2 separate regions of the Mus musculus genome follow, and region 1 is linked to region 2. A link is a loop called in an ENCODE intact Hi-C map of the cell type or tissue named here. Cell type or tissue: heart. All regions are shown on one strand. Links, peaks and the distances in the headings refer to the core of each region. The heading gives the core; the rest is flanking DNA.

Region 1 (16,194 bases), core at 3,713-11,712, 62 kb after region 2:
AACACAAAGCAGCCCTTCAGAGAGGGTGGGCAGGAACCTCTGGCCCTGTGTCGAATTAATCCGATGCAACCCTGGGGCAGCCGCCCAGATGGCCTGGCAGAATCAGAGTTGGACAGCTGTATCCAGAGGTCTCCTGGGGGACAGAGAGCAGTGGTAGGTGCCCTTCCTTGGAGACTGTGAGTCCACTGATGGCCAGGAGGAAGGCGGGCTGGTCCAGTCCTGGCTTGCTGGGCAGAGGCTGGAGCAGCCTTTCACCTAGAGCCCTTGGGTCCGCTGGAGCATCTTGGAGTGCTGTGGGGCTGTCTGGATCTAGGCCTCCAGCATTTGCTCTTCTTGTGCCTGGGAGGAGGGGGAGGCAAATCTCTGTCTAGCAAGTGTTTCAGGAATGAGGTACCTCCCTCAAGGCAGGCCCGTGATAGTCTAAGCCTCCATTCCTTTAGCACCCAGGCAATGTCATGAGTAGAGCCTAGTAGCTCTTTTCTGCCTACACCAAGTCATAGTTGTAGTTTGAGTTTGGCTGAGACTAAGGAGCATCCGTCTGCTCTCTTCCCTCCCCTTCTTCATCCCTTCCTCTCCTCTCCTTTTTGCCTCTTTCCTGTATGCCCCCAAGGCCCTTAAGAGAGTCGGGGTGGTTGTTAGACAGGTAGGTGTTGTCTCCTTTCCAGTGCCACCTTTCCCGAGCAGTTAGACCCAAGAAGATGTAGAGTTTGACGCTAAGGTTGTTATGTGTGGAGGGTAAGGCAGGGAGTGGGATGTCTGAGTATCAGATGACAGTGTTCAAACCATCCTGGTACAAGTGTTTATTTGTCTAGGTCAGAGCTGAGCTGTGGACTTGTCTCTTCAGCGACCTGACTTGGAGAGTGCCTTTATGTTGAGGAACAGATGTAAGTGGCGGGAAGCACACAGAAAGTACTCCCTGGGACTTGGGTGCTGTGGACGCAGTTCTCCATGGTTCTCGGGGTGCTGTGGCATAGTACTCCCTGGAAAGACTGATGCATACCATGCTGCAGCTGTGAGGGCCAGGGGCCCTGTGGCCCTAGCAGAGCTGAGTCATTCCTTCTCTTCCCACCTGGCCAAGGTTCAGGATAACCAGCTCCTGCCAGATCTTGGACACCCCGCTTAGGATCCTGGAATCACCCGGGTTGTTGTTGTTTGTTGTCTTTGCTGGAGGAAAAACAGAAGTGTGCTTGGGAAAACCTGATGGTAGCTTGGCTGGACTGTGGGGCTGGCTGAGGCTTGCCCCAGTAGACTGCTGTTCAGAGGCTCACTGGAGAAATTAGGCTTTAATGAGAATGCTCTTTCCTAAACTTTAACTGGCCAAGCCACTGGAGCCTGTGCAGTTAATAATGTACTCAGAGTGTTGCTGAGCTGAAATTTAACAGCCGGTTTAAAAACACAAGGTAGGGGATTTAACAAATAGGGCATAGAGAACACGTGTGTCCTGGAGTGATTTCCACCCCTGTGACTTTGTGCTGACTGGGAGTATTGGTGCCTCCTCTCTGGAAGGTCGTTATCCTGTCTCCTTGTCTCTGAGGAGTAACAGCGTACAGCCCATGTGCAGATAAGCCGGGGGGCTGTGTCACAACTCAGTGAAGCCGAGATTGAGGCAGCTCCTCCCAGAGTGAGACAGTCCAGGGAAGGAGGCTTTGGTGGAGAAGGGAGTGAGCATTCACCATGTCCCTGCTGCGGCAGACACAGGCAGCAGTACAGTCTTGGGACCAGAGCGGAGGATGCCCCGAGCAGGGTGTGGCTGGCCGCGTGAGTAAGCAGGGAGAGAAGTTACTGCTCAGATATCTGAGATGACAAAGTCCTTCTGAGGAGTTTGCTTTAGAAAACAGAAAAGATTTTTAAAAAACTGAGTGGAAAATTTAGGGGACCTGAAACAAAGGCTCCCTGCGTTCTGAGCTATGTGTGTTGGTGCAGGAGGTGCGCCAGTGGGAAAGCCTGGAGTTCAGTCAGGTCGGCTTCAGCTTAGTCCCTAGGTCTCACTTCATACATGGTCACTGACTCCAGATGTCTTTACGCCTTGCTCAAACTTCCTGGAACCCTGATTGCCTTGCGGTTTATAGTGTGAGGTTCCGAGGCTGGACTCTGTCTCACTTATGTCTATATCCCTTGAAATGCCTGACATTAATAGTGACTTAGTGGTGACTTAGAACTGTGCAGCATGAGCGCACACACATGCATACACGCACTTATGCATGTACACAAATATATGCACACGCACACACTCATACACACATGCATATACCCTCCCTCATGCATCTCCACATATGTGTACATACATACTACATATACATGGAACACACATGTATACAAGTTTCTACATATACATAGTCATACACATGTATACACATACACACATGCATACACACGCATGCTTCTTTCTATACATACCCATGCAGACATGCCTTTGTCCCTGCTCTGAGTTGGTCCTCACTATCTTTAGATACTTCCAGAGTTTTTCTTCTTTATACACCTTTATTCTTATATGTTTATTGAAAGATGCAGCATTCGACAAGCAGGCAATGCACCCATTGCTGTTGTGTGGACTTTCTCATAACTGCTCTGTGAAGTAAATGCTGTGCTAATGTCATTGTTTTTCTGATGAAAAAAAAAGAGGTAGACAAAGAACTACATGTGTTGTGGTTTGTGCTTGGAGTCCCAGCACCCTGGAGCTGAGGCAAGAAGATTGCTGTAAAGTTAAGGCCAGCCTGGGCTACATAGTGGAGTTCAAGGCTACAACAGTTTGTAGATATGCTGGGGTACAAGAGAAAGGCTATTTCCTGGGATCGAGTATAGCTTAGGGGTTATCAGGGTATGGAGAAATTGGTTCTCATGGAATTGCTGTAGGAGTGATCAGACATCTAAACTGAACCATCATGTGACCCAGCAATTCTACCTCTAGGTATAGACTCAAAGAATTGAGAGCTGGGCCCCAGTAGTTGTACACTGTGCTCTTGTGACAGTTGTGGTAGCCAAGGGATGGAAAGGGTCCCAGTGTACACCAACGGATGACATGGATAGACAAAATGTGACCTCTACATACAACTGAATAGTATCTGTCCCTCCAAAGGAGGAAATATGAACTTCAAAGACATTATGCTAAGTGGAATAAGCCAGTCACCAAACAACAAACACCAGATGACTCCAGTATACAAGTCACCTAAACTGTGTAGAGGTTTCCAGGGCTGGGTGAGGCAGAAATGGAGAGTTGATGCTAACTAATGGTATCAGTGTCTCTCTTGTCTAATGGAAACTTTTAGAAATAGCCCTGGGCTGGGACTGGAGAGATGGCTCTGTGGTTGAGAATGTTTGCTACTCTCAGACGGGCCCACGTTTGCTTCCCTGCACACACATGGTGCACTAAACTCACATGGGCACACACACAGACATATGAATAAATAAATATTTTTAAAAAGAAAGAAAGAGTGCTGGGTTGGGGAGATGGCTCAGTGGGTCAAATGCTGGCTTGTACTCACAATGGCTTGGGCTCAGTCCAGGACTTCATAAACTGGGTATGGTATTGTAGGCCTATACTTGGGAGGATCAGATGATGGTCAGATGTTAGCTACATAGCAAGTTCAGGGCCAGGCTAGTCTACGTAAGAGCCTGTCTAAGAAACCCAACAAAAACCCCAACAAAAACCAAAACCACCACCAACAAAACAACCACAGCAGTGTTTAGAGCGCCGTGTAACTGATGAAGCTGAGCACAGAGGGGTCTGAGCTGGAGCGGAAGGCCCTGTCATTCATTCTTTTGTTCAAGTGTGGTACAGCTGCCAATCAGATGCCACAATGTCCCTGTTCTGTGGACATTTTCTACCAGACACCAGGGCTGCTAGAATCGGACACCTGTGGCCACACCCTGGACATTCTGGTTGACTGTACCAATAGCTCTCCTGCCTCCCCAGGGGGAAACGGTCAGGATTTAGGCCACTAAGTGCAACCATTTGTCCCCTTTTTTGTCCTCTTTCCTCTGTCAGCTGATGACAGCTGTAACTCAGTGCCCTGTGGTCAGTGACATTTCTGCGATGTTCCAGTGTTGGCGTCGTGTTCAGAAGCAGGGGCTGCTGTCTCTGGTATCCTGAAGTAGGGCATATGGGTGGTTTCAGAGTTAAGCTTGCTGTTTAGCATATATGGCGAGTTAGAAAAACCCCAACTTTTACCTCCACCATTAAAAATGAAAGAAAAAGTCCTAAGTTAAGCAAGGTCTGAGGTATCTACAGGTTCCTCACCAACCTGGAACACAAACCTCTAAAAATAAAAGGTGCTGAGCTCTAGGATACAAACTGTGGTGCTTGGTCAGGTGCTTGGCCCTCAGCTCTGTGCCCACCACCCCTGTTACAGTCTGAGCTGCACAAGAGGAAGCTGATGGCCCAGCGCCTCCTGGGAGAAGGAAAAAGGCCTTGGCTCCTGGGTGCAGGAGGGGATGGGGATGCTGACTCTGGTGACTTCGCAGGCCACCGTGGTTCCCCTGCTCCTCCTCCCCTTCGCAGACTGTACGTTCACTCTGGTTGTCCTGGAGGAGCAAGCACTGCCGTTTGCTGGTGGCTGGCCCACAGTTTGGGTCTTGTGGTTTGGTTTTTATTGCTCCTGGGTCCCCGGCAGGTTAGAATGCTAGAAACATCCTCACAAACACAACCGTTAGGCCTGAGCAAGGCGGCCCATACTCAGTGGCTGAAGCTGATTTTCGCAAGGAGAGAGGCTTGCCGGGTGTTTTGGGAGATGAATGCTGTGTGGAGGTGATAACCATAGCTGAAAGATCTCAGGCGCTTCCTGCTCTCCCTGTCCGTCTCCAAGGGCCTTTCGGCAAACAGCCTCAAAACAGCCCTTTTGCTGGACCCTGTGGTAGCGTCCATCCACGTAAGCGTAAGAAAGCAGAGGCTCACTCCTGTCCAGAGTCACACCCTGCAAAAGGGTGCAGGCCCAGTATTGTTTCCAGGCCTGTGCCTCTTAGGTGGAGAAAGACTGTGTGTGTGTGTGTGTGTGTGTGTGTGTGTGTGTGTGTGTGTGTGTGTGGATGTGGGTGTTTCAGTGCCAACGCTCTTGTTTGGGAAAGGAGACAAGTTGATGTATTTGCCCCTTTACTCCCTGTGCAGTGGGGATGGGGCCAGGCTGGTGGTACATGCTTTCAGCCTGGTGACTTTGGCCAACCAAGGACATACTCATGAGCACCTACCCACAGCAGTCCCTCTGTGCTGGTCCCCTCCTGTGACACCACGGCAGTGAGGTGGACGGTACTGTTCCCAACACTTGGGAGGTGAGGGAGGGCTGGGGAGGGGATGGGGGGCGGACTGAGACTTTGAGAGGTGACTTAAACTGCCGGAGTTAAGTAGCTAGTTAATGGCAGAATCTTATTTGGATGTCAGAGCTGACTGAGGTCTTGCCACCCTGGCCCAGGAGGGTGCAGCAGGGAGTCCTTGGTCTTTTTAACTCCTGGCTGTGCTTCCTCTCCTTGTGTGCAGATGCCACAGAGGGTCTGAGGACCAAGGCTGAAATGGCTCTGACACCTAGAGTAAATGCTGCACCAGGGAGAATAACAGCTGCAGATGTCCCTTTCGGGTGTGGCCAAAGGTGGGTGCGGGGCTGGGGGGGGGTGTTCCTTTTCTGGGCCACTTCTCTGTTCTCCGTTCTCCGGTTGCCTGCAGCCGTAACTGTAAACTCTCTGGAGCTCTGGCTGCCTGGGGCAAGCTGAGGCTCACTCACTGCCTTTGCCCTGCAAGGCGCCAGGAGACTCTGATGAGCCCCTCTCAGTGCCCGGACCACCTTGAGAAGCTGCGGTGCCTTTCACAACCTTTCCAGCCAAGCTTCGGGGATCCTGTCCTTTTATCTGGAACTTCGGTAGTCCTAGTGAGTGGTGGAGAAATGATTTGGGAATTGGGGTGGTTTGGGGACCTCCGTGAGGAAGGTTTTCTGAATGACTCCATTTTCTTATAACCTGAGTGCTTTGTGTTTGGGGAAGGGGGAAGCTGTACCCAGAAAATGAGAAGGGACAGCTCTGACAATGAAGACCCAGGGCCCCGAGGGTTCAGGGACAGTGGCCTGTCTGGAGGGTTGGAGGGGCAGCTACTGGCTGGGTCTGTCCTCTGGAGGTCTGGTCAGGGCCACAAGGGCTGGAGTAGTGAAAGGAAGTTGAAGTTTAAAAACAAGTTTGGGTTCAGGGAACTGGCAAGTTACTTACTGCCTGTCCAGGCCCTGCAGGCCTCAGTGTCCCCAGCTGGGTGCTGGGGATTAAGTTGCCTCCAGGCTTGGGGAAGCCTCTGCTCTGGGTGTAGCTGCTACACAGCCTATTGATGTTGACATTATTTAAGTGCCTCTCCTGTGGCTGAGCAGCCCCCTGCGGGTGGAGAATCCCCTCAGGCTGTGTGTTCTCTTTCCTTTGCACCCTGCTCTCCTGAATTTGTGGGTAGCAGCTGCCTCTGCTGATGATAGATACGACCTCACACCAGTTAGCTTTCATGTGACTGAGCGGCTTTCCCAGAATCCCCCTGGATATTCTTCCCTCACCTTCTGACCGTGTGTAACACCCATTTCTTTTCCTTTGGCGTGCATGCCTCCCGCACTCTAGCCCCTCACTCACCTTGAGGGCCTAGCTGGCCTTCACCTTCACGCCCATGGTGCCAGGCACTCAGAGCTCAGGAAGTAAGGACTACGGCACTTGTATCTAGCGCCTTGGTTTCCTTGTGTTTCCTGGGTGCCTATGCTTCTTGCATTGGTACCTGATGCGTGGAAACAGTAGCAGGTTTCTTTAGGGCTGGTGGAACTCGAGGCTGTGAGCTGGCTACAGGTGAGCAAGGGCTGTGTGTTCTGGTCAGAAGGGAACAAGTTTCAGATCTCGAGTGGAGGGGCCAAAATGTGTTTCAGTGTGGAGGAAGCCAAGAGGACAGGAGGGCAGGAGAGTGGATATGGACTCTACTCTGAGGAACAGTGATGGGGCCTGGTCAGTATTAGTACTCTGAGCTCCCAGAGTCCTGGGGAGTGCAGATCGGAGCTCCAAGAACCCACCAGAATCAGCCTGCTCCTTCCCTGTGTTTGGCCAGAGTGTCAGGCTCCACCCCACTGCACCTGGCCATCCCCACCTTCCAAAAAAGGAGAGAGCTTGAGCCAGGAACTGCAGGCTGATAAAGGAGTTTTTCATTCTGGGGGCGTTAATTGACACAGATTAGATTTCAGTTGAGTGGGCCTTTTGTTGCAGGAGCCTTTCTAATCAAGATGGTCTCAGTACTTCTGTAGTTTCTCAGAGTCAATTCAGGTTCATTACCTTGGTCTGTTACTGGCCTGGGCATTCAGACCTGATGTGATTACTTTTGGCCTTGATGGGTTGTTTCAGTTTTTCAAATTTGGTTTACTCCTGGGCTGACATCTCCCTCAGAACTCACCCAGGGAGGATGCTAGGCCCAGAAGAAGGCAATTCAGGCATGCAGGCACATTGCTTGGCTGTGAGATTTCATTAAACATTTACAAACATGTTTTCTGCAAATTCCTGAGATAATCTGGCACAAACACGATGGGATTCGGATTCTCTTCCACTAGTCATGTTTATTTATAATTCCATCAGCTCCCACTGTGTGGAGAGAGAGTGGAAAGTAATCAGAAGTGGCATTGCGGAAGTCAGCTCACTGCTGCCTGTAGTCCTAGCTCCTGGGGATCTGACACCTTCTTCTGGCCTTTGTGGGTACTACACTAACCTGAGCCCCCCATCCTCCCCAACAGCCACATGATTAACATATTTTCAAAGTCATCAGGCGTGATGGTGCCTTTAATCCCAGTATAGACAGGTGGATCTTTGTGAGTTCAAGACCAGCCTGGTCTACTTATCAAGTTCCAGGACATGGAGAGACATTGTGGTCCCCACCCCCATCCCTACCCCCTGCCAATTTTTTGAAATTCATGTAATATAGTCTTTTTTTTTAATTAAAAAGTTAAAAGCCATCTATTTTATGTTTATGTGTGTTTTGCTTGGGTATGTGTCATTGTACCACTTAAATGCCTGGTACCCTGGGATGCCAGAGAGGGTATTGAAATCCTGTAACTGGAGTTACAAGACGGGTATGAGCCACCATGTGGGTGCTGGGAATAAAAGCTGGCTCCTCTTCAAGAATAGATAGTGCATTTATAACGGCTTTGGTTTTCAGCTCTGTTTTAATTGTGTGTGTGTGCATGGATGCTTGTAAGGTATATTGTGCTTAACATGTTGTGCTGAAATATATTCTTGTATCTCAGTTTATATACCCCCTATGCAGTTTGGTTTGAAAATGATGGTTGCAGGCTCTTGTGCATTTGCGTGCAATCTCTCTCTCTCTCTCTCTGTCTCTCTCTCTGTCTCTCCCTCCATCTCTCTGTCTCTCATTCTTGGTGCACCCCCCCCCTTCTCTCCCTGCTCTACGCTGCTCCCCCCACTGCAGCTCTAACCTTTGGCTCCTTACTGTAATATGGAAACTCTTATCTCTTTTGTCAAAGCTTTCCCTTACCTTAGCAAGTATGACTAATACTGCCTGGAAGCAGGAAGGTGATAATGCCTGCTTTGCACAAAGGAAGCCCTATAGCTCACTTCTGGTCTTTTGGGAGCATCTGGACTGTCTATTGAATCTTTGTGTTAAGTGCAGCATAACTTTTGCCTAGACAGATGACCCTCTCTATATGTTCTGGAGACTGGGTGATTGGAGCAGCTTCCTGTCTCTTGCCTTCTTGAAGTCAAGGCTGTATGTGATGTCCTGTAGATAGGGGATGAGGGCCACAGCCAAGAGGAGATCTCCCACAAAAGCCAAGAAGGAAAAGCCTTTCTCTTTCCCACGTCACAGAGCTGGCTTATGTGTAATTAAAAGAGAGCCATCTCTGAACCTCACTGTGACATTGTCCTGTGGGGCAGCAGAGGGAGCCACTGAGGTGGCTGATGTTTGTTGTGTAACTTGATCAAGGCATTCATTTCCTCTGGGCATCCATATTATCAGTGGGCGCTAACTTGCCTGGGGGGATTACAGCCCTCTGCAGAACTGCATGTTGGACCATCATTGATATTTTTTCCCTCTAAGCCTAGCACAGTGCCTGGTGTAGGGTGAGCATTCAGGGTGTGTGTATGTTTAATACATTTCTATGACAAACAGCAACCGTATTTTTGCGAAGGAAACCATTTCTAAGAATCCGCTCAGTGCCCTTTGAATGGCTGTGCGGTTCTCTGGACTTTCCGTGTATCCAGGTGCTGGGTCTGTGTGAGGTCTGTTGCTGTTGCTGTGGTAAACCACCATAACCTTATTTGGACGTAAGGAGTTTAGATGGATAAGATGGAAACCATGGCAGCAAGCTGCAGGCATGGCCATACGAGCAGAAAGCTGAGAGCTCACATCTTGAAGCACAGGTAGAAAACAGAGCAAACTGTAAGCCTGCTGTAGCCTATAACTCATGGGTCCCTATGCATTTAGAGTTCCCTTTTTGTAGAAATCCTTTTAGATTTTCTAGTGTCCTGTCCTGCATGCAGCAGTTGTGAGATATATTTGAGTAATTAAAAAAAAATCTATCCATGAAGTCAGGGAGGTAGACGTGGTAGAGGAGGTTTTAATGCATCGTTGTTTGCTCTGCTTTATATGCTACGTTCTCTTATTCCTTTCCAAAGAGTGTTCTGGGTCATTTCTGGTCCTGTGACTTTTCAAATACTCTCAGAATTTCATGAATTCTTTTTTCTTTCTTTTGAGACAGGGCTGCTATAACCTAGGCTAGCCTCAAATGCTCAGAGCAGCCAGAGATGACCTTGAACTTCTGGCCCTTCTACCTCCTGAGAGCTGGGATCACCGTGCCTGTTCATGGTTTATGTGGCGCTGGGGCTGGAACGCGGGGCTTCCTTCACTGTGCTAGATAGACACTCTCCAGTTGAGCTCTGCCCCCACCTTCATGTTATTAATTCTTTATTCTTAGCCGGGCGGTGGTGGCGCACGCCTTTAATCCCAGCACTTGGGAGGCAGAGGCAGGCAGATTTCTGAGTTCGAGGCCAGCCTGGACTACAGAGTGAGTTCCAGGACAGCCAGGGCTACACAGAGAAACAAAACCGAAAAACTTTATTCTTCCAGCAGTGTCAGGTAAGAAGACAGTTATAGTTGTGTTTTTATGTAATAACTTCTTGTTATTGTTTAATAAACTATGTAAGACCAGGCATTCTGCAAGTGCGACTTAGCCTGTGGTGTACTCTCTGTGTTTATGCTTTTTAGCTGGCACCGCCCAGAACCTAGCCTGACTCTGACCCTGTGCAGATCCCTCTGCGTATGAGGGGTCAGTTTCTAAACCTTGTCAAAGATTCCCTCATTGAGTCAGTTTTGTAAACTATTTTACTATCTGACTATAGCCCTTACCTCGGCGTGCTGGAGCTGGAAGGGAAGAACACAGACTCTAGTGGGCTTTGCATTTTCCTACAGAGTACGCAGTTTTGTATACTTGAACAGGAAAACAGAAACACAAGCTGCAACAATATGTTTCTTTACAGGCAGCCAGGTAAGTTTAATCCTGTTAGCAAAGAGTTTGTGTTGAGCGGTAAATGCAGTACTAATTAGCCACATGTTAGCCCTTAATCAGCCCAGCTTGCTCAGTGTAAGCTTTGTCAGTGTGAGTTCTGTTAATGCAAAATACATGAAATGTCACGTGGCAGCTTCATGTCAGGGGTGTGTGTGTGTGTGTGTATGATCTCAGGGCTAAGTTTGATTGCTTTTCAGCCTTTAAATTATTATTATTATTATTATTATTATTATTTGTGCGTAATATGCATATGTGGGCACCGCACACGTGGAGGTCAGAGGACAGCTTGTGGAGTTACTTCTCTCACTTGTATGCAGGATCTGGGAAGCTAACTCAGGCTGTCAGGCTTTCCTTGAGGGCGTGTCTGGTGGAGGCTGTTCCTGTTCACTCAACAGAGGTGACCTGGGCACCTCACCTCTCTCTCCCGTGCTGGCAGGGAGGTTGACCTGATCAGTGAGCATGCCTGCGGTCTTTCCTCCCTCTAGCTGAGTGACCTTGGGTGTATGATCTTGCTTCTAGAAGATGGCTCCTCAAAGCCATCGTCACCTCCGTGAGGTGGGAAGGGTTAAAGAAGCCATACAGAATTCCCAGCACTGCACCTGACAAATTGCAAGGACTCAGGGGATGTGATTTAAAATAGTGAGCGGGGTACTAGCGCAGAGACAGAATGCTCTCCAGCTCTTCCGGAGCTGGCAGTTGTGTGTGGGAGGCAGACATGGAAGGGGTGATTTCTCCGTGTGTGCCAAGAAGGATTCACCGAGTGTTGTGAGAGTGAAGAGGCAGGGGGTAAGCAGCTGGGAAGGAGTGAACGTGGGGCGGGTGGGGAAGAGAGTTTTACCATTATTTTTAGGTTTGTTTCCGAGTATGAGCGTTTTTGCCTGCATGTGTGTATGTGCACTGTTGTATGGGCACACCTGCCTTCCCAGGGTCCAGGGAGGTCAGAAGAGGCACGGATCCCCTGGAGCTGGAACTATGGGTAGTTGTGAACCGTGGGAGCTGGGAACCAGATCTTCTGGAAGAGCAGAAAATGTTCTTAATCATGGAGGCATTTCTCCATCCCTGGGGAAGAGGTATTTGATTTGGGGTTTAAGGACCATGGGGTTCAGCAAGGATGGCAGAGGAGAGGGTGAAGAGATTTGGAGAAGGACATTGTCAGAGGTCCCTTGGCCTGGGGATGGGAGGCCGAGGAGTCCAAAGGTAAGGTTAGGCATGTGGATCTAAGGGCAGATGTGTGGGCGAGCACAGGCGTGTGCCTACGGTGCTTGAGAGGCTGTGGTGGCAAGGCCAGTCGCTCCTGAGCAGCTGATTGAAGGGCTCTATGGAGCATGCTGAGGGATTGGACTATTCTACACCAGCAGGTATTTCCCTTGTTCGCCCGGCTTCCTTTCTTTGTGTATGTGTTCGTGGGGGTGTGCATGCCGGTGCACGCATGTATATGGAGCCAGAATTTGACATGGGTGTCTTCTTCTCTACTTTGCATTCAATCTTGTTCTTTTTTTTTAATTTATTTTTATCTTGTATGCATTTATATTTTGCCTACATGTGTATCTGTGTGAGGGTCTCAGATCCCATGGAGCTGGAGTTACAGACAGGTGTGAGCTGCCATGTAGGTGCTGGGAATTGAACCCGAGTCCTCCGGAAGAGCAGCAAGTACTGTTAATCACTGAGCCAACTCTCCAGCCCTGTCCCCTTTAAAGATTTGTTTATTTTATTATTTTATGTGTATGGGTGGTTTGCCTGCATGTGTATCTATGCAACACGTGGAAACCTGATGCCTTCAGAGGACAGAAGAGGGTGCTGTATCCTCTGGATGTGGAGTTACAGGTGGTTGTTAGTCTCCATGGGGATGCTGGGAGTCGACTCTGGGTCCTCTGCAAGAGCAGCAAGTGCTCTGAACTGCAGAGCCAGCTCTCCAGGCCCTTCTCTCTTGCTTTTTCGAAGCAGTGTCTTACTGAACCTTACTGAGCAGTGTCATGGATTGTAGATGCATGCTGGCCACTTCCTGGATGAGTGCCAGTGGACACACCCAGGTCCTCATTCTTACAACTGCGCTATCTTCTCAGTTCCCAAGGTGCCATCTTCGAGTATCCATCCATCCATCCATCCATCCATCCATCCATCCATCCATCCATCTCTTGTATGTATGTGTGAGCACCACACAACTATCTGGGGAGATGGAATGTGTATGTGGAGGGATACATATGTACCATGTACTGTGTGGAAGTCAGAGGATAGCTTTCAGGATTCAGTTCTCTCCTTCCATTGTGTGTAGGTTCTAGGGATCAAACTCAGGTTGTTAAGCTTGGTGACAAGTGCCTTTACTGGCAGAGCTATTTTAGTAGCCCTCATTTTTTTGATGTTTGTTTGTTTTTTGTTTATTTGTTTGTTTTTTAATCAACCACTTGTTGAAAACACAGTGGCTTTGTCAGTTTACCAGAGATGCTTCAAAATGCTCTGTTCCCCAGGCCCTGACATTGTTCTTCCGTGCTCCCAGGGATACTGGGATAGCTACCTCTTGGCTAAGATAACCTAGTCCTCTTACTTCCCACACAGAGTTCAGGGATGTGCAGTTCTCTCAGCTGGGGTAGGGCTTTAACCCTTAGGAAGCAGAATGGTAGCCGAGGAAGTGCATGTGCCTCCTCTGTCTCCTGGGTTCAGTGTGTATTCTGCAGCCTGCATGTAACAGAAGGCTCATTAAGACCACGGCAAGTTGGAACCTGTCAGCAGTGAGTTCTCTAATGCTGTTCTCTACAGAAACCTCACTTCTAAGCCTGGAGACTTCACACTCCGACTTAGCATTTCCAGATAGCAGTGAGAGAAGCTTTGGGCAGGTTTATGGCATCCCTAAGCATCCAGATTCTGGGAGCCTCTGCTGAGGTCCCAGAGTAAAGTCCTTCAACACATCAGAACAGGTGACACAAACAATTCATACCCCATAGTCCCCAGACCCTAAATGTAGCCCAAGTCCAGGGCAGAAGTTCTTTTACCCTACACTTGAAGCCCTGTATTATCCTTCTCTATGCTACAAGCTCAGGAAAGAGAAGAACTGGGATTGGGGGTCTTTGGCAGGAGACACATCCAATTCCTATGAACTGGGTCTGCACGACTGCATTGTCTGGAAGAAGGAACTGGAAGGAAGTGCAGAGGCTCAGCTTTGGGCTGGTACAACATGCATGGCTGTTGTCAGTGCAGATTCCCAGACTGGTGTGGCCCATCTTTTAACCTCTAGCAGGACAGGGCCAGGGAAGCCAGCTGCCCTCATGGGGAAGAGCTGTGGCCACCACTGCAGGATCCTGCTGCCCTCTTGAGAAGGGAGTGACTTTTCCACTAAGAGGACAAACAGCAATCGAAGGTTTGTACCATGGTTCTTGTCTGTCTCTGCTGTGATCAAGCTGTGGTCCCAAGAGGCCAGTTGTGCTCCCCCAAAACAAAGCCAGCATCGCCAGGTTCCTGAACGCATGGGCAAAGCAGTAGCATCCCACAAGGCCAGATTGACAAGGAACCGGCTTTGGCAGGACTCCTGATCCTGCTCAGGTACCTTTGGAGCCATAGTCCAACCTTCTGCAGAGTCCATTCAAACTGCCCTTCAGTACAGCTGGGGCAGCTCTTGGGGGCCGAGTCTCTTCCACCCAAATTTGTTGTCTCAACTGCCCCCCCCCCCCATCTCCTTGCTGTCATTCATGATCAGTGAGTTCCAGACACCCATAGATGAGGGTTTTTAGCCTATTCCCTTCTCAGAAATGGATCTTCAATTTGTAAATCTGGTAATGTCTGTCTGTCTAGCCTCTTTCCCTGAGCAGGCATCCATTGTATTGTCCCTCGGTAACTGAAGCAATATCAGAATCACCTGGGAAATTCCTTAAAATTTCCACGCACCTGCCATCTGTCTCGTCTCTCTCTCCTTCCCTCTCCTACTAGAGGCCAAGGTCTTGGGTGTGGGGGGACATGTGATGAAAGGAGTTGCCATTTCTTAAGAGACTGTTGGGGAAGATGGACAGTAGTCAGTTATGTGTGCTGTGACACCGGAAAGGAGGTGTCTATGTAAAGGCAGGAGGATCTGCTATGGATGCCAGAAAGAACCCTAGCGATTCTCAGTATTAGGAGGAGTAATGATGATTTTATACTATAGAGACTTATTCATGTTTAGCTTGGTGGCTCGATCAGAAAACATTAACTATTTTGAGCCCCAGAGTTCTCATTTTTGGGGTGGGGGCAGGATCTCACTCTGTAGCCCAGGCTGACCTTGAACTTGTAGAGATTGGCCTGCCTCTGCCTCCTCTAGCGTGTACAGCTAGAGCCCTTTGAAAACGCCAGCCTCTAGCATGACAGAGGAAATGTAGTCTCTAAGAATGTTTGTGGGAGCGAATCAGTGCTCAGTTAATACTGGCTGCTGGTTGTGGCAGTTAGTATCTGAGGAGATCTTCCCTCCAGGATCCTTGGAGGCGGTGACTGCACAGTAAAATGTCTCCTCATGTTTGCACAGCATGCGCTCAGAGTTTTACAGTCCTATCTGTCGTATCATGCCTGAATATGAGCAGAGTGTTATTTCACTTTAGTCCCAGGTGGGAGGACTCCTGGGAGATAAGGCACATTGCTTTTTAAGTGTTTTTTTTATTATCTTTTATTGGCACATATTCTTTGTACATGGTGATAAGTTTCATACAGTGCACCAGGTACTCGGCCCATCCCACACCCCACAGTGCTGTCCCCTTCTTCTAGAGCAGTGGTCCTCAACCTTCCCGATACTGTGACCTTCTAATACATTTCCTCATGTTATGGTGACCCCCAGCCGTAAAATTATTTTTGTTGCTACTACATAATTATAATTTTGCTACTATTATGAACTGTAGTGTAAATACTTTTGGAGATAGGAGTTTGGCAAAGGGGTTGTGATTTACAGGTTGAGAACAGCTGTGTATATATATATATATATATATATATATAATTATTTTTGTCTATATAAATCTAGAGTCCACAAATTAGAGGGAATATGATATCTGTCCCTCTGAATCTGACTTATTTCACCTTTTTTTGTTGTTACTAGTTTTTGAGACACAGTCTCAAAACTATATATATCTATATGCCTTCCTGGTTAGTCTAAAACTCATGATTTTCCTGCATGAACCTACCAGGTGATGGGAAGTCCCTCCCCCCCCCCCAAAAAAAAAAAAAAAAGAAGAGAGAAAAGGTATTTTGGGCTAAAGAAGTTGCTTTACCTGTTAAGAGCACTGGCCGTTCTTCCAGAGGACCTGTGTTCAATTCTCAGCACTCACTTGGTGGCTCCCAACTGTGTAACTCCAGCTCCAGGTGCTCCAACACCTTCTTCTGGCCTCCGAAAGCACGGGGCACAAATGTGGTGCACAGACGCATGTAGACAAAACACCCACACACCTACAACAAAAGAAAGAGATATTTTTATCATTTGCAAGATCGTTTAGTGCAGTCTCTTTCCAAACAGAGACTGTATTGGAATCAGCAGGGAAATGTCTTTAAAAAACCAGCTTTCTGCCGGGCGGTGGTGGCGCACGCCTTTAATCCCAGCACTTGGGAGGCAGAGGAAGGCGGATCTCTGAGTTCGAGGCCAGCCTGGTCTACAAAGTGAGTTCCAGGACAGCCAGGGCTATACAGAGAAACCCTGTCTCGAAGGAAAACAAACAAACAAACAAACCCCAGCTTTCTTATATTCTGGAGT
Region 2 (16,194 bases), core at 2,693-10,692:
TGCCTGTGTACTGAGTTCTGGCATTAAAGGCATGTGCCTCTCCCAGTTAGGTACATTTTACTTTAAAAAGCATTTCATATTCTTGGTTACATCTCCGACCCATGGAAACAGCAGGTCCACAATTTGTCCAAATCTGTTCGAGTGAGAATCTAAAATTTTCATGTTTTCTTCAGTTGTCTTCCTTTTGAAGGAAAGTGACCTGTATCTGCTACATGCCTTAGACAACACTTGAAATGATCTATTTTTATAATAGTTCCAGGTTCATGAAGACCACCATTACCAAGGTTTGTATCTCTGGCATGTGCTTTATTCTACATTGGAATGAAGGATTCACTGGCTTTTAGTAAGCTTGTAACAGTTTGTCTTGCTCTTGAGTGTGGGCATATGCACACCGCAGTGTGTCTATGGTGGACAGCTAGCTTTAGGGATCCTCACCCGCCTTGGTTCTTGCCCTGCACTGAGTCCTGCTAGCTGGCCTTTGAGCTGGCTGACTGTGCTTCCTCCACTCTCCATCCCACATAGGAGTGCTGGGTTCACTGTAGCATTTATAGTCATAAACCAGAGACAGACAGGCCTGATCATAGCAAGACCCTTTCTCAAAAAGGTCGGTGAAACCCGGGCTGGATGATGTCTCTGAAATTGATCATTTGCAAGAGTTTGGTTCCTAGCAATCCTGTCAGGCACTCACACCACCTGCCTGCAGTTCCAGGGGATTGGATAACTTCTGCTGGGCTCTCTGGACATGTACTTAACACAGACATGGAGTTTTTCTTTTTTTTTAATTTTTAAAAAAATAACTGCCAGGACTGAGAGATGGCTCGGTGGTTAATAGCACTGACTGCTCTTCCAGAGGTCCTGAGTTCAAATCCCAGCAACCACATGGTGGCTCCCAACCATCTGTAATGGGATCTGATCTCTTTTCTGGTGTGTCTGAAAGAGAACAACAGTGTACTCACATAAAAATCTTAAAAAAAAAAAAAAAAAAAAAAAAACCTCACTCGGGGCCGGGCTTGGTGCCTTTAATCCCAGCACTCTGGAGGCAGAAGCAGGCGGATTTCTGAGTTCTGAGGCCAGCCTGGTCTACAAAGTGAGTTCCAGGACAGCCAGACCTATACAGAGAAACCTGTCTCAAAAAACAACAAAAAAACCACCTCCCTTGGGAGGCAGGGGCAGGTGGATTTCTGAGTTCGAGGCCAGCCTGGTCTACAAAGTGAGTTCCAGGACAGCCAGGGCTGTTCAGGGAAACCCGGTCTCGAAAAAAAAACAAAAAAACCATGCCCTTGACTTTCTCAGGGCGGAGCTGGTGAGGCTGCCTGATGGGTAAGTGCACTTGCCATGCAGTCCCGGTCTGGGTACCACGTGCTGGAAGGTGAGAATCCACTCCTGTGAGTCGTTCTGATTCCCCCCTAAAACTGTAAAATAGAAGTCATAAGCTAACCTCCAGTCTCGGTTAGTAACTCAGCGCTTTCAAGATACTCTAAAGTGCTTAACCGCTGCACAGGACAAGACAATGTCTCATGTTTTGAGACAGGGTCTCTCTGTATAGCCATGGCTGGCCCTGAACTCTGCATAGTGGAAATGATTAAGACTAGGAGACAGTTCTTTTCAGCCTCTCTGTTGATTGACAGAGAAATGAAAAAAAGTCTAGATTGGAAATAACTTTCTGTAAAAACCGTCTTGGTGTTAATTGTTCCTGACTTAGGAGCAGGAAGAGATTGGTGTTGCTGTGAAGTCAGCTGTCGGTCTTCTAGCTTCAAACCCGCTCAGGTCGCCTCCTCTGCTCTTAGGACTCACTGCCCAGCAGTGCACGAGCTGCAGTAATACCCAGCTTTTAGTTTTCATTTGGTCTGCAGGGTGCTCCGTACCCTTTCAGCCCACTGCTGCCCTGCTGCTGTGGGAAACCTTGAATTACTCCTTTGACAGCTTTACCAACCCCATTCTCTTTTTCTTTTCTTTCTTTTTTTTTTTTTTTTTTATTTTTTTGAGACAGGGTTTCTCTGTATAGCCCTGGCTGTCCTGGAACTCACTCTGTAGACCAGGCTGGCCTTGAACTCAGAAATCTGCCTGCCTCTGCCTCCCGAGTGCTGGGATTAACGGCATGCACCACCAAGCCCGGCACCCCCATTTTCAATTCTCTTTTTCAGGGCTTATTTGCACATTAGACTTTCTGGTCCCTCTAGTTTTCTTTTTACTATTTATTCATTTCCATCTTATTCCCTTGCAGGTTTCAATGTTATCTTTTAATCTTGATAATTTTCTGTTTTACTTCCCTTTAAGTGCAGAGGTATGCTGTCTACCTGATAGACAGTGCTTACCTATTTCTGAGATGTAGAAACACCACACTGCTTGGCTTTACACCACTAACGGGGGTGATACAGTACGGTGGCTCGTACTTCCTACCCAGAGGAGCAGGCACAGATGCTCAAGAGCAGAGATAACAGGAAGTGACGTGAAGTAGGAAGCGTGCTTGCATTGACAGAGTGATGACAGTTTTCTTGAACATAATTTTTCTCACAAGTCTAATTTTTAGTAAAGTTGATGTTTAACTGGCTTGCAGGATTTCTGGCTTTTTTTTTTTTTTTTTTTTTTTTTAAAGATTTATTTATTTATTATATGTAAGTACACTGTAGCTGTCCTCAGATACTCCAGAAGAGGGGATCAGATTTCGTTACGGATGGTTGTGAGCCACCATGTGGTTGCTGGGATTTGAACTCACGACCTTCGGAAGAGCAGTCGGCACTCTTAACCACTGAGCCATCTCGCCAGCCCCCTCTGGCTTTTTTTATAACTAAGAGTGAGTTTCTCTGTGTGTAGCCCTAGCTGTCCGGGAATGACCTCTGTAGACTGGCCTTGAACAAGAGATCCACTTGCCTCTACCTTCCAAATGCTGTATTAAAGGTGTGCACCACCACCGCCTGTTGGATTTCCGATTGTTTTTTTTTAATGCAAATCAACAGTTGCACAGCCTCTGACATTTCCGTTCCATTTATTTGTTTGTTTGTTTGTTTTGGTTTTTTGAGACAGGGTTTCTCTGTGTTGCCTTTGCTGTCCTAGAACTCACTCTGTAGACCAGGCTGGCCTCGGCCTGCCTCTGCCTCCGGAGTGCTGGGATTAAAGTGCCACCACTCCTGGCTATTTATTTATTTTATGAGTACATTGTTGCTGTCTTCAGACACACCAGAAGAGGGCATTGGATCCCATTACATGTGGTTGTGGTTGTCAAGAATTGAACTCAAGACCTCTGAAAAAGCAGTGCACCTAACAGCTGAGCCATCTCTCCAGACCTGGATTTCTGAAAATTTTAACAGTTGGCTCTTGTGAGCCCATAGAAGCCAGCTCTAGAGCTGGGCATGGTGGCGAATGCCTTTAATCTCAGCATTCAGGAGGCAGAGGCAGGTGGAGCCCTTGAGTTTGAGGTCAGCCTGGTCTACAGAGTGAGTTCCAGGACAGCATGGGGAAACTCTGTCTTGCCCACCACCACCCCCAAAGAAAAATTTGTACCCATTTTAATTTTGAAATTCTATTTGTTTGTGATTGTGTGCATGTATATATGCATGCCAAGGTAACTGGAGAGGCTAGAAGACAATTGATTCTTTTCTACCATGTGAGTTACAGGAGGTGAACTCAGGTTGTTAGGCTTGGTGGCACCTTACCTGCTCAGCTGTCTTCTCAGCCCACCCCTAATTTTTAAAAGCTGATGTATTTATTTTCATTTTGAGTGTCTGTCTGCACCACATGTGTGCAGTTCTGGAAAGTTAAAAACAGTTGTGATCCGGGCTGGTGAGATGGCTCAGTGGGTAAGAGCACCCGACTGCTCTTCCGAAGGTCCAGAGTTCAAATCCCAGCAACCACATGGTGGCTCACAACCATCTGTAACGAGATCTGATTCCCTCTTCTGGAGTGTCTGAAGACAGCTACAATGTACTTACATATAATAAATAAATAAATCTTTAAAAAAAAAAAAGATATCATTGTAGGAAACCACTTTGTAAACTTTAAAAAAAAAAAAAAAAAAAAAAACAGTTGTGATCCTCCTCCATCTAAGGGTGGGAATTAAATCCCGGCCCTCTGAAAGGACAGCCAGTGCTCTGGGCCATCTCCACCCCCATTTTAAAGACAATAAAATTGCCAGGTGTAGTAGTCTGAGCCTGTATCCCAGCCTTCAGGACACAAGCAGGAAGAGTAGAACAAGTTGGAGACTGCTGGTCTACAAGCAAGTTTTAGGCCAGCCAAGGCTACGTGATAGATACCCTGCCTCAAAAAGTCAAAACAAAACAAACAAATGAGGGTGAAAAACCTGAGGCTCAGGAAAGTAATTAACTGTGAGACTCACTCAAGTCACAGAGGTGTCTAGAGTTCTGTCCTTACAGCTTTACTGTCATGGTACTTTCTGAGGTTTGTTTGTTTGTTTGTTTGTTTGGGTTTTTTTTTTTGGTACTTTTTGTTTTATAAAATATATCTGGTGCACACCTTTATCTCAGCACTGACAAGCCAGAGGCAATGGTTCCTCTGAGCTGGACCCCAGCCTGGTCTATGTAGTTACAAGCAATGAAAACCTGTCTTAAGACAAGGGGCTGGAGAGCTGGCTCAGCGGTTAAAAGCACTGACGGCTCTTACAAAGGTCCTGAGTTCAAATCCCAGCAACCACATGGTGGCTCACAACCATCTGTAATGAGATCTGATGCCCTCTTCTGGCATATCTAAAGACAGCTACAGTGTACTTACATATAATAAATAAGCCTTTTTAAAAAGACAAGAATTATAAATATAATTACTATATTTTTCTAGAAAAATCAACACACACACACACACAAAAACAAAAAACAAGCAAATGAAAAATGAAAGAAGAAAGGTAAAAAAAAAATCCATCAAGTTAAGTGACTTTAGCTGCCACCCTACCCACTTCATTTATTTTCCAGGACAGGGTCTCTTTGTATCCCTGCCTGGCCTGGAACTGACTATATAGCAGAGAATAAAGAACCCCTGATCTCTTGCCTCCATCTTCCAAGCACTCGGAATGCCTTGGTACCCAGCTAGGTCCTTTGATCTGGGGAGGCAGGATACTGGGAATGGGGTCCAGGGCGTTTGAACAGTGTCACTGCAGAGCACTTCTGTCTCCACTGTTCTCTTAACACTGTCAATCTGTCTGATGGTGTTACTAATATGTACAAATCAGCTTGCTTTAGTCAGAAATGGGGGTGGTTTTCTCAGCTCCACGCTGGTGCTGTTTCTGCCATTGTAACCTTACCTCCGTCACCTTGCTTCTTACACCGTTATGTGTTGCTGTGGCTACAAACCAAATGAAATGTTTAGCTGAATTCCCAGGTCAGGATAACGGTCCCTCCCTGAGGCAGAGCCATCTGGGGAGTTTGAGCTCGGGCTAACATTGCAGTTCTAAGTAAGGTGGCAGGCTTTGCCATAGTTGTCTCCATGGGGCTTTGGGTTTTTTGTTTTGTTTTGTTTTTTGGTTTGGTTTGGTTTGGTTTGGTTTTTTGGTTTTTCAAGACAGGGTTTTTCTGTATAGCCCTGGCTGTCCTGGAACTAACTTTGTAGATGGCCTCAAACTCAGAAATCCACCTGTCTCTGCCTCTCGAGTACTGGGATTAAAGGCGTGCACCACCACGCCCGGCTCATAGTTGTTTTTTAATTGCCAATAATTTCTTTAAATCTCTGTGGGGTCCAGAATTATGAAATCAGCCCGTTCACTCAGCAAGTGTTTCTAAGCTTGTCATTTTAGTGACAGGCTTCAATGAGGAACATTTTAGGAGCTAGCTGCATAGCTAATGAATTGGCTACATCATGTGTATTGGGTGCCTGCTATAAACAGAGCTCTATGCTAGGTGCTGATGAGATGATCACAAATGATCGTGTACCTTAGAAGGTTCACAGACTGCTGGACATGGCGGCACACACCTGTAATCCCTCCATTTGAGAGGTACAGGCAGGAGACTCAGAATTTGAGATCATTTTTGACTATTTAAGCTAACTGAAGGCTACTCTGCTTAAGGAGACACTGTCTCAAAAAGACTCAAGACTGTTGGTGCGGGCTTTACTCATTCAGTGTGGAAGCTTTGCGCTGGAGAGACTGCTCAGCAGTTAAGAGTACTGACTGCAAAAAAAAAAAAAAAAAAGAGTACTGACTGCTCTTCCAGGTCCGGAGTTCAAATCCCAGCAACCACATGGTGGCTCATAACCATCTGTAATGGGATTTGATGCACTCTCTGGTATGTCTGAAGACAGCTAGAGTATATATATGTGTATACTTCTGGTTGCTGCAGGTGCCAGGCATGCATATGCTACACACATACACACATATGATTTCTGAGTTCAAGGCCAGCCTGGTCTACAGAGTGAGTTTCAGGATAGCCAGGGCTACACAGAGAAACCCTGTCTCGAAAAACCAAAAAAGAAAAAAAAAGAAATAAAATAAATTTAAAAATATATATATATATGTTATATGTATATATCATAATGTGATTAAATATATTTTTGTTTGTTTGTTTTTGTTTTTCTAGACAGGGTTTTTCTGTGTAGCCCTGGCTGTTTTGGAACTCACTCTGTTTTTTTGTTTTTTTGTTTGTTTGTTTGTTTGTTTGTTTTGTTTTGAAGTTTTCATTCTCCTGCCTCTATTTCCCCATGCTGGATTACAACCCAAGACAAACCCTCCAAATGAGACAGGCAACAGGCTTTGCACTGCCGGGGAGCCCAGTAGAGGGCAGCAGGGGCCTGGCTGGCCCAAGCTTCCTTTCAGTCTCGAGTGACTGAGCCTGGACAGTCTTCTGGAGGAGAAATTAGGTTCAGTACTGAAGAAGGAAAGTAGAAAGTACCTTGCGGCCTTGGGAGAAGATGGCCTGCATAAAGCTGGAGAAACGAGGATTGATGCACGGAAACAAACGTGTGGGGATGGAGATAGGTTGCGGGCCAGTTAGACAGGGGCTGTCTGTTTTGTATATGCAGCTCAGAGTGCCTGACTCCCACCACACTTAGTGAAACTCAGAAATGGTGGTGCAGCCCGAGGGGGGGAGTGAGGTCAGGAGATGAATGGAGGACAGAAGAGAAAGACGGGTTTACTGACTGAACACCTACTAATGCCACGTGGTCATGGGTCTTTCAGTTCATATTTTTGTTAATTTTTAACTGTATGCTATGTCTAAATATTTAAATGTTTTTGTTCTTTGAGAATTTCATGCAATTTTTAAGTTATGATTTTTATTTTAAATGTATGTATGTTTTAACTGTGTGTGTGTGTGTGTGTGTAGCATATGCATGCCTGGCGCCTGCAGCAACCAGAAGATGGTTTAGATCCCCTGGAACTCTACCTACAAATGGATATGAATCACACCATGCAGAACTGGGAATCGGAATCGAACTCCGGGTTATCTGGAAGAATAGCTGATGCTTGTAACTGATGGAGCCATCTCTCCAGCCACACTAAATATTAAAAAAACTACAATTTCCTTTTAAAGTTTCAGGGCTCAGTTGGTAGCATTGAAATGCACAAAGTGGGTTCAGTCCCCTGTGCCACATAAAACCTGGTGTGGTGGTAACTCAGCTGGAGTTCCAGTGGAGGCAAGAGGTCAGGAATTAGCCTCTTCATTCAAAAATCATCATTCCAGGTTATCCTCAGGTGGTAAACAGCCTGAGTTCCAGGCCATCATTAGGCACACCCTGAGTTCCAGGCCAGCCTGGGCTACACTAAATGAGAGATTCATCCATGTTTTCTTCTTTCCTTTCCTTTCCTTTCCTTTCCTTTCCTTTCCTTTCCTTTCCTTTCCTTTCCTTTCCTTTTCTCTTCTCTTCTTTCTTTCCCTTCCTTCCTTCCTTCCTTTCCTTCTTTCTTTCTTTTCTTTCTTTCTTTTTTAATTTTTTTTTATTTTTTGAGACAAGGCCTCCCTTGCTGGCCTGGAACTCCCTTTGTAGACCAGGCTGGCCTCAAATTCACAGAGGCTGGCCTGCTTATCCCTCCTGAGTGCTGGGATTATAGGCCACCATGCCTGGCTCTTGCATATTCATTTGAAACATATGCATGTACCTTGCTGGGGCATCTGACACCTGCTGCTTCTCCAGTCTTTAGCAGCAGCATCCAAACTGTGACCTGTGGCCACCTTCAACTGTCACCTTTATTATTAAACAGGCAGAATCTCAGGCCTCACACTGACCCCCAAAAGCAGAGAAAGGGAATCTGCATTTTAACTAAGTGTTCCAGGAACTCTGATGCCTATTAAAAGTATGAGACATTGGTGTAGTGTGTTAGTTACCGTCTTGTTGCTTGGGCTGGAGCCCAGGGTAGCCCTGAACTTACACCGTATCTCAGACTGGTTTTGTCTCCCAGCCTTTCAAGTGCTGGGATTGCAGTCACTAGCTCCCACTGGTGGACTGTAAGAGTTTTATAAATATATATTCTGCACTGTTTGTCAGACAAATCCACAGTGCAGGTTCTCTCTCTGGATAGCATCAAATTTGAGGCCTCCCAAGTGCATGATGGGATTATGGGATTATGGACATATGCCTCCATACCTGGAGACAGGGTGTCACTGTGCAGTCCAGGCTGGCCTGGCCTGCTATGTAAACTAGGATGACACAGACCTATTAGCCCTTGCCTCCTGGATGGATTGAAGGCATGTGTCATACCATGCCCAGTCTTTTAAAATATGTATTATTATTGTATGTGTATGAGTATTTGCCTGCATATGTGTACCATGTGTATGCCTGGTGCCCATGGAGGCCAAAGGAGGATGCTAGATCTTTTAGAACTGGGGTTAGAGATAGATATGAACTGAGATGTGGATGCTAGGAACTGAACCCAGGTCCTGTACAAGAGCCAGTGCTCTTAACTGCAGAGCCATTTCCAGCCAGGCTTTTAAATGAAAGATTTACTTTATTTGTGTGGGTGTATAAATGTGATTGTTTGTGTTTTCAGGTGCTTACAGAGAACCGAAAAGGGCATAAGAGGCTGGGCAGTGGTGGCGCATGCCTTTAATCCTAGCACTTAGGAGGCAGAGGCAGGCAGATTTCTGAGTTCGAGGCCAGCCTGGTCTACAGAGTGAGTTTCAGGATAGCTAGGGCTACACAGAAAAATCCTGTCTCAAAAAACAAAAACAACAACAACAAAAACAAGGCCGAGCATGGTGGCACACGCATTTAATCCCAGCACTTGGGAGGCAGAGGCAGGCAGATTTCTGAGTTCCAGGCCAGCCTGGTCTACAAAGTGAGTTCCAGGACAGCCAGGGCTACACAGAGAAACCCTGTCTCGAAAAAAACCAATAAATAAATAAATAAACAAATAAATAAATAAATAAATTAAATTTCTTTCTTTTTAAATCCTTATTTCAGCTGAATGCATTTGGGCTGTGAGAAGCAGCAGGGGACCTAGACTTCCCAGAGGCCCAGGATGTATCTGAGTCTGCATTCGTCCTGAGGACTCTCTAGTTGCTGCTAGAAGAGTGAAGTTTTAGATGAAAACTCTTCTCCTTCCCCTCCTCCTGCCCCATCCTCTCCCTGTCCTAGCTTCCACCCTACTTTCTTCCCTCCCTCCCTCCTTCTCACCCTACTCCCTCCCTCCCTCCCTCCACTCTGTGCTGGGGATTGACTCCAGGCAAGTGCTCTATCCCTGAGCTCCCCAGCTCAAGATCAAAACCTCTAATATATGTCCAGGCTCACAGATGGAAAGAAAAGATCCAACACATATATACGGGTGAGGCCGACCTTCCTTAGCAAAGTGTGTTAGCACTGGAGGTTCACAGACACATTACTTAATCTTCTCTATAATTCTTCTCTTTCTTTATACTAGGGATGGAGCTCAGAGCCTCAGGCATCGCTGGCAAGGGCTCTGCCACTGAGCCTTAAGCACCTCTTTGTAAAACGTTATTGCTCCTGTTGTATAAATGTAGGTACATGTCTGATAACTAGTGGGGTAAAGACTGAGAATTTGTGCCTGTGGTGGTTTGAATGAGATGCCCTCCATAGTCTATAAGGCATGTGAATACTTAGTCCCCAGTTGGGAGTCCAGTTTGGGCTGGAGGAAGCATGTCTCAGGAGCAGGCTTTGAGGTTTCAAAGCCTTGTCCAATTTCTAGTTTGCTCTCTGTGTTTCCTGCTTGAGGTTTAAAGTGTGAGCTCACAGCTGCTTCAGTTTCCTGCTGCCGTGCTTTCCAGCTGGGATGGTGATGGGCTCTTATACTCCTAGAACCAGAGCCCAAAATAAAGCCTCCCTTTATTAAAATAGGATGTTTTATTCAGCAGTGGCATAGCAACTTATACATTGTCTTATGACACTGTTTAAAAAATAACCTTTAAGAAAAAGATTTATGCCGGGCGTGGTGGCGCACGCCTTTAATCCCAGCACTCGGGAGGCAGAGGCAGGCGGATTTCTGAGTTCGAGGCCAGTCTGGTCTACAGAGTGAGTTCCAGGACAGCCAGGGCTATAAAGAGAAACCCTGTCTCGAAAAAAATAAATAAATAAAAATAATAAAAAAAAGAAAAAGATTTATTAGGGGCTGGAGAGATGGCTCAGCGGTTAAGAGCACCCACTACTCTTCCAAAGGTCCTGAGTTCAATTCCCAGCAATCACATGGTGGCTCCCAACCATCTGTAATGGGATTTGATGCCCTCTTCTTACCAGAAGACAGCTATGATGTATTCATATATATAAATAATTTAAATAAATAAATATTTTTTTAAAAAAGAAAGAAAAAGATTTATTGCCAGACAGTGGTGGCACATGCATTTAACCCCAGCATTTGGGAGGCAGAGGCAAGCAGATTTCTGAGTTTGAGGCCAGCCTGGTCTGCAGAGTGAGTTCCAGGACAGCCAGAGCTATACAGAGAAACCCTGTCTCAAAAAACCGAAACCAAAACCAAAAAAAAAAAAAAAAAAAAAGAAAAAATATTTATTTTTATTCTATGTGCATGACTGTTTTGCCTACATAGTTGTATGCGTACCATCTATGTCCCTGGTACCTGTGGATGTGAGAAGAGGGGCCAGATCCCCTGAAACTGAGTTAATGACTGCTGTGACTATCATGTGGATAATGGGATGCAAACATGAGGTGTCTACAAAAACAGCCAGTACTTTAACCACTGAGCCATCTCTCCAGCCCACCACATGGCTCTACATCTTTGATGCTTACGACCTCATTAGATTGTTGACAAGCAGAAAATATCCAGCAAAATACCACAGCAGGGGTTGTTTTAAGAGCAATTATGGAGGCTTGGGGGTGAGTGTGCTGGAGAGATTGCTCAGCAGTTAGGCAATTGGGAAGAATGTATTGCTCTTCAAAAGACCCAGGCGACTCAAAACTTAAGCTCTAGGGCATCCAACAGTCTCCAAGAGGAAACCACGCTTATATTTATGTAATTGAAAATAAAGACAGTTGAGGGCAGTGAAGAGGACTTGCTCTCCTCCAGCAGACCTAGGATCGGCTCCATCACCCACATTAGATGGGGTAAGCTCAACTCCATGGAATCCGACACTCCTTTCTGGCCTCCATAGGCATGTGCACACACCCACATGGACACACACACTTGCACGTAAGTTTTCAAAAGCATAAAAAGGGAACACTCACACATTGCCTGTTGACTTCCATTCTGGGACAGATTGCAGACATAGTGATGGTGCTATAAAACACCACCTAGTGACACTATACTCATCTTTGAGGAAGTCACTCTAGGATATGTCTATAGGATGAAATAAAATCACCCAAATATTTCTACAGTCAGAGTCCTTTTAGGTAACACAGGCTACCTTAAACTTGTGATCCTCCTGTCTGAATCTCAATAGAGCCAGGGAGAGAGACACCACCTCCACACTTGGCTCCAAGGACACACTTCTTACCCTCTGTGTCTGTTGTCTAACAAGGCATGGCTATGACTTTCTAGGGTGTTCCATTGCTTCCCACAGGAGACCAGTTGCAAAGCAGGAACCTGTTTATATGAAAAGGCATTAGGGACTTTTGTTTTGTCTAATGTAAAGTGTTTCCAAAACAGTAATTGGGCTTGTAGACTGTGCCTTGGGGATGTTTACAGATGCTCTGGGTATGGGCTAGGCTGTGTCCCTGTGCTCTTGGAATCTGTAGTCACTGAAGCATGCTGCACCAGATCTCAGGTCAGAGGATCAGGGCCAGTCCACTCTCTTGAACAATGTGTTAGCCGTGGTTTTGTAATTCCTAGTAAATCTGGAAAGCTAGCTGACTGACTGACTGACTGACTGACTGACTGACTGACTGGAGAAACAGCTCAGCAGTCAAAAACACTGGCTGCTCTTCCAGAAGTTCTGAGCTCAATTCCCAGCAACCACATAATGGCTCACAATCACTTATAATGGGTTCAGATGTCCTTCTACCATGCAAATAGAGACTCACATACATAAATCTTAAATAACAACAACAATAACAGACCCAGTCTAGAAGGCTTTGGGAAGGCGTGAGTATGGGATGTCTGGGTATCGCAGAGTAGGGAAGGAAGGGAAACCTTCTTGGTCAAGAACAGGGCAGCAAAGAAGCAGAACAGGTAAGGAGCATGTCTCTGGGAGATGCTCCCAGGAGGTAGAACATGAGTGGGAAAGGGTGGGGCCTGGTGAGAGAGGTGTCTCTAGGATGCTGTTGCTGACAACACTGGATACACAGAAAACTCTATTTTGAAGATCAGAGGGAAATGGGCCAGGTGGAGGAAGTCTTTAATCCCAGCACTCAGAAGACAGGCAGGAGGAAGCCTGTGAGTTAAGAGGCCATCCAAGACTACATAGTGAGACCCTGAGTCAGTCAAACAGACTAGAAGGTGGTACACTGGTGTACTGGTGTAGCTGTCTTCAGACACACCAGAAGGTGGCATCAGATTCCATTACAGATGGTTGTGAGCCACCATGTGGTTGCTGGGAATTGAACTCAGGACCTCTGGGAAGAGTAGTCAGTACTCTTAACAGCTGAGCCATCTCTCCAGCCCAGATTATCTGGTAAATTTGTGACCATTCTCAAGGTGACTGCCTGTAGAAATTAAGACGTAGGCCGGGCATGGTGACACACACCTTTAATCCCAGCACTCGGGAGGCAGAGGCAGGTGGATTTCTGAATTCGAGGCCAGCCTGGTCTACAAAGTGAGTTCCAGGACAGCCAGGGCTACACAGAGAAACCCTGTCTCAAAACAAACAAACAAACAAACAAACAAACAAAAAAAACCCAAACAAAACAAAAACAAAAAAGAAAGAAATTAAGACATTTGTGTTCACTGTCTGCTTCAGTGAGCTTCTAGCTGCTACTGGCTAGAAGATGTAGGTAGCTACAAAGGTATCATGAAAAAGACCATGGGGGGGGGCTGATTTTAATCTTTGAGCTTATATAGATCCTGTGGGAGTATGGATGCCCTTGTTCATTGGAAGTGCATCTTTTTGCTCTGTTTTGATTGAACCCAGCTCCCAGCTCCTAACACACAGCAGTCAAGCCCTCTACCTGAAGTCTTCCCAGGCACGGACACATCTGAAAGGGCCAGGGATGGGATGTGTGCGGTGGTCCCAGGACATCATGTCAGAACATAGGTGTCAAAAGAGTAGAGAACAAGCGAAGATTTCTTTGTACTTTACGTGTAATTGAAAGAGATAAAGAGAGAAATATCAAGAGACAGTGTATATGTGGGGGTGGGGTGGGGACGACACAGAATCAGAGACAGATTTTAGTTAGTTTTTGGCTGAACCTAAAAGGAAAACGGATGCAGAGAGAGCAGGATAGCTGGGAATGGAGAGCCTGCAGGAAGACATGAGGACACATGATCTTTCTGCCTCAACCTCTTGAGTACTGGGATTACAGATGTGTGTTACCATGCCTAGTTTTATGTGGGTACTGGGGATTGAAACCAAGGCTTCATGAAGACTAGGCAAGCTCACTACAGGGGGAACCTTGAAGTCTTCTTGTAGGGGGGGCTTCAGAGCAGGTGGGGAAGGGAGTCTACTATGGAGCACCTGGCCATGTCTGGTGTTCTATCTTCAGTCTTCTGTAGTGATGGTATTCTCCTGCCCTTCTCATTTCCTTACTCTGGTAGTGAGAGCTTCTAACTGCAGGAACATGATGTGTGGGTCAGCAAAGCTCTAGGATTTTTGTTGTCAGCTACCATGCCCCATAGTTTGGTGAGGAGAGAAATATGTAGAATCACAAGGCTGGCTCATTCCAAAGCCACCAGGTCATGCTGTCCCGAGATAGAAAACATACAAGCCGGGCAGTGGTGGTACACACCTTTAATCCCAGCACTCGGGAGGCAGAGGCAGGTGGATTTCTGAGTTTGAGGCCAGCCTGGTCTACAGAGTGAGTTCCAGGACAGCCAGGGCTACACAGAGAAACCCTGTCAAGAAAAAAACAAACCAGCAGGGCGTGGTGGCGCACGCCTTTAATCCCAGCAGGCGGATTTTTTAGTTCGAGGCCAGCCTGGTCTACAAAGTGAGGTCCAGGACAGCCAGAGCTATACAGAGAAACACTGTCTCAAACCCCCCCCCCCAAAAAAAAGAAAGAAACCAGAAGAAGAAGAAGAAGAAGAAGAAGAAGAAGAAGAAGAAGAAGAAGAAGAAGAAGAAGAAGAAGAAGAAGAAGAAGAAGAAAGAAGAAGAAGAAAGAAGAAAGAAGGGGAAGGGGAAGGGGAAGGGGAAGGGGAAGGGGAAAAGAAGCAGCACATTAAAAATTTGGGGGGGGGGGCAAAGGGGTTGCAAGTATAAAAGCTTAAGAAGCCCTCCCTGGTCTGGACTTCGTTTCAGTATCCTAAAACCAGAGACAACTCTTATCTTGTCCACCTCAAAAAATGTATATGCTCAAGGAGCTAAAGAGATCTGCAACCCTGTAGGTGCAACATTATGAACTAACCAGTACCCCGGAGCTCTTGACTCTAGCTGCATATATGTATCAAAAGATGGCCTAGTCAGCCATCACTGGAAAGAGAGGCCCATTGGACACGCAAACTTTATATGCCCCAGTACAGGGGAACACCAGGGCCAACAAAATGGGAATGGGTGGGTAGGGGAGTGGGGGGAGGGTATGGGGGACTTTTGGGATAGCATTGGAAATGTAACTGAGGAAAATACGTAATAAAAAAAATGTATATGCTCAATCTATCTTAAAGCCACCCTCATAGAACCAACTCAGATGAAGAACATGGAAAATCTCCTTTTAAAATAATTTTTAAAAATATATATTTATTTTATTTATATGCGTACACTGTAGCTGTCTTCAGACACACCAGAAGAGGGCATCAGATCCCATTACAGATGGTTGTGAGCCACCATGTGGTTGCTGGGATTTGAACTCAGGACCTTTGGAAGAGCAGTCAGTGCTCTTGACTGCTGAGCCATCTCTTCAAAACATAAAACACCTATTGTTTGTTTTTATCACCTGGAAAGATTTCCATGACAATGGGTTGAGGAACCATCACTTTTTTTTTTTTTTTTTCTTCAAGACAGGGTTTCTCTGTATAGCCCTGGCTGTCCTGGAACTCACTTTGCAGACCAGGCTGGCCTCGAACTCAGAAATCCACCTGCCTCTGCCTCCCGAGTTGCTGGTATTAAAGGTGTGCGCCACCACCGTCCAGCAATGAAACTTCACTTCTTGTTTTGATTAATCAAGTCAGCCTGGGACAGAACTGACATGGCCTCTCTGAATCCAGACTTCAATGTCCATCTTACCTGTAAAGTGCCTCTCCTTAATCTCGGAGAGGGAATGTGAAAGATGGTGTAGTGTGGTTCCTAAGCTTCTGTACCTTAGAACCACCTGGGAAGCGTTCAATAACGCCAAGGTCACATCACACACCATTGGGGAGGTCCAGGATGGCTTTGTTTTGTTTTGTTGTTTTGGGTTTCTTCCCCCTAAAGCACTCAAATAATTCTAAGGGGCAGTAAAGCTTATAGCTATACAAAGAAATGATCTGCAAAGGCTATGTTTTCTATGTGTCTGTCATCTCATTGAATTGGATCAGGGACTCACACATGCAACATAAATCTTCTGTCGCTGAGATAGCTCCCCAGTCCTCACATTTTTAGGGGGTGTAGTTTGAAATAGGTCTATAAAGCCCAGAGAGGCTTCAAACTTCCTATTATAGCCTGGCTTTGAACTGTTCATCTTCTGAGATCCATTTTTCAAATGCTTGGGTTATGAATGTGGAACACCCACTGGGCCTGGTGTATATTTCACATAGGGCATTTCACCTCAGTGTAGGTCAGAGGTAACTCA

Evidence for each region. Peaks named below come from ENCODE experiments on the same cell type or tissue, not always from the same donor. Only the 100,000 strongest peaks of a DNase experiment are listed, where the experiment ranks them.
Region 1: a loop joins it to region 2, with 7 times the contacts of the local background. A loop is called at or near these places in 12 of 42 quality-filtered maps.

Annotation. Positions count from the first base shown.
Region 1 is chr7:116,253,701-116,269,894 of GRCm38, reverse strand. The region is part of intron 3 of Plekha7 (pleckstrin homology domain containing, family A member 7); the gene reads left to right. Among named protein-coding and RNA genes, the nearest start is that of Gm44867, 30 kb to the left of the region's middle. In heart, for the core only: CTCF peaks have their summits at 7,667 (motif pointing left) and 8,862 (motif pointing right); no DNase peak of the experiment used is centred there; H3K27ac peaks cover 3,732 bases.
Region 2 is chr7:116,314,312-116,330,505 of GRCm38, reverse strand. No RefSeq gene overlaps it. Among named protein-coding and RNA genes, the nearest start is that of Snord14a, 11 kb to the left of the region's middle. In heart, for the core only: a CTCF peak has its summit at 6,708 (motif pointing right); no DNase peak of the experiment used is centred there.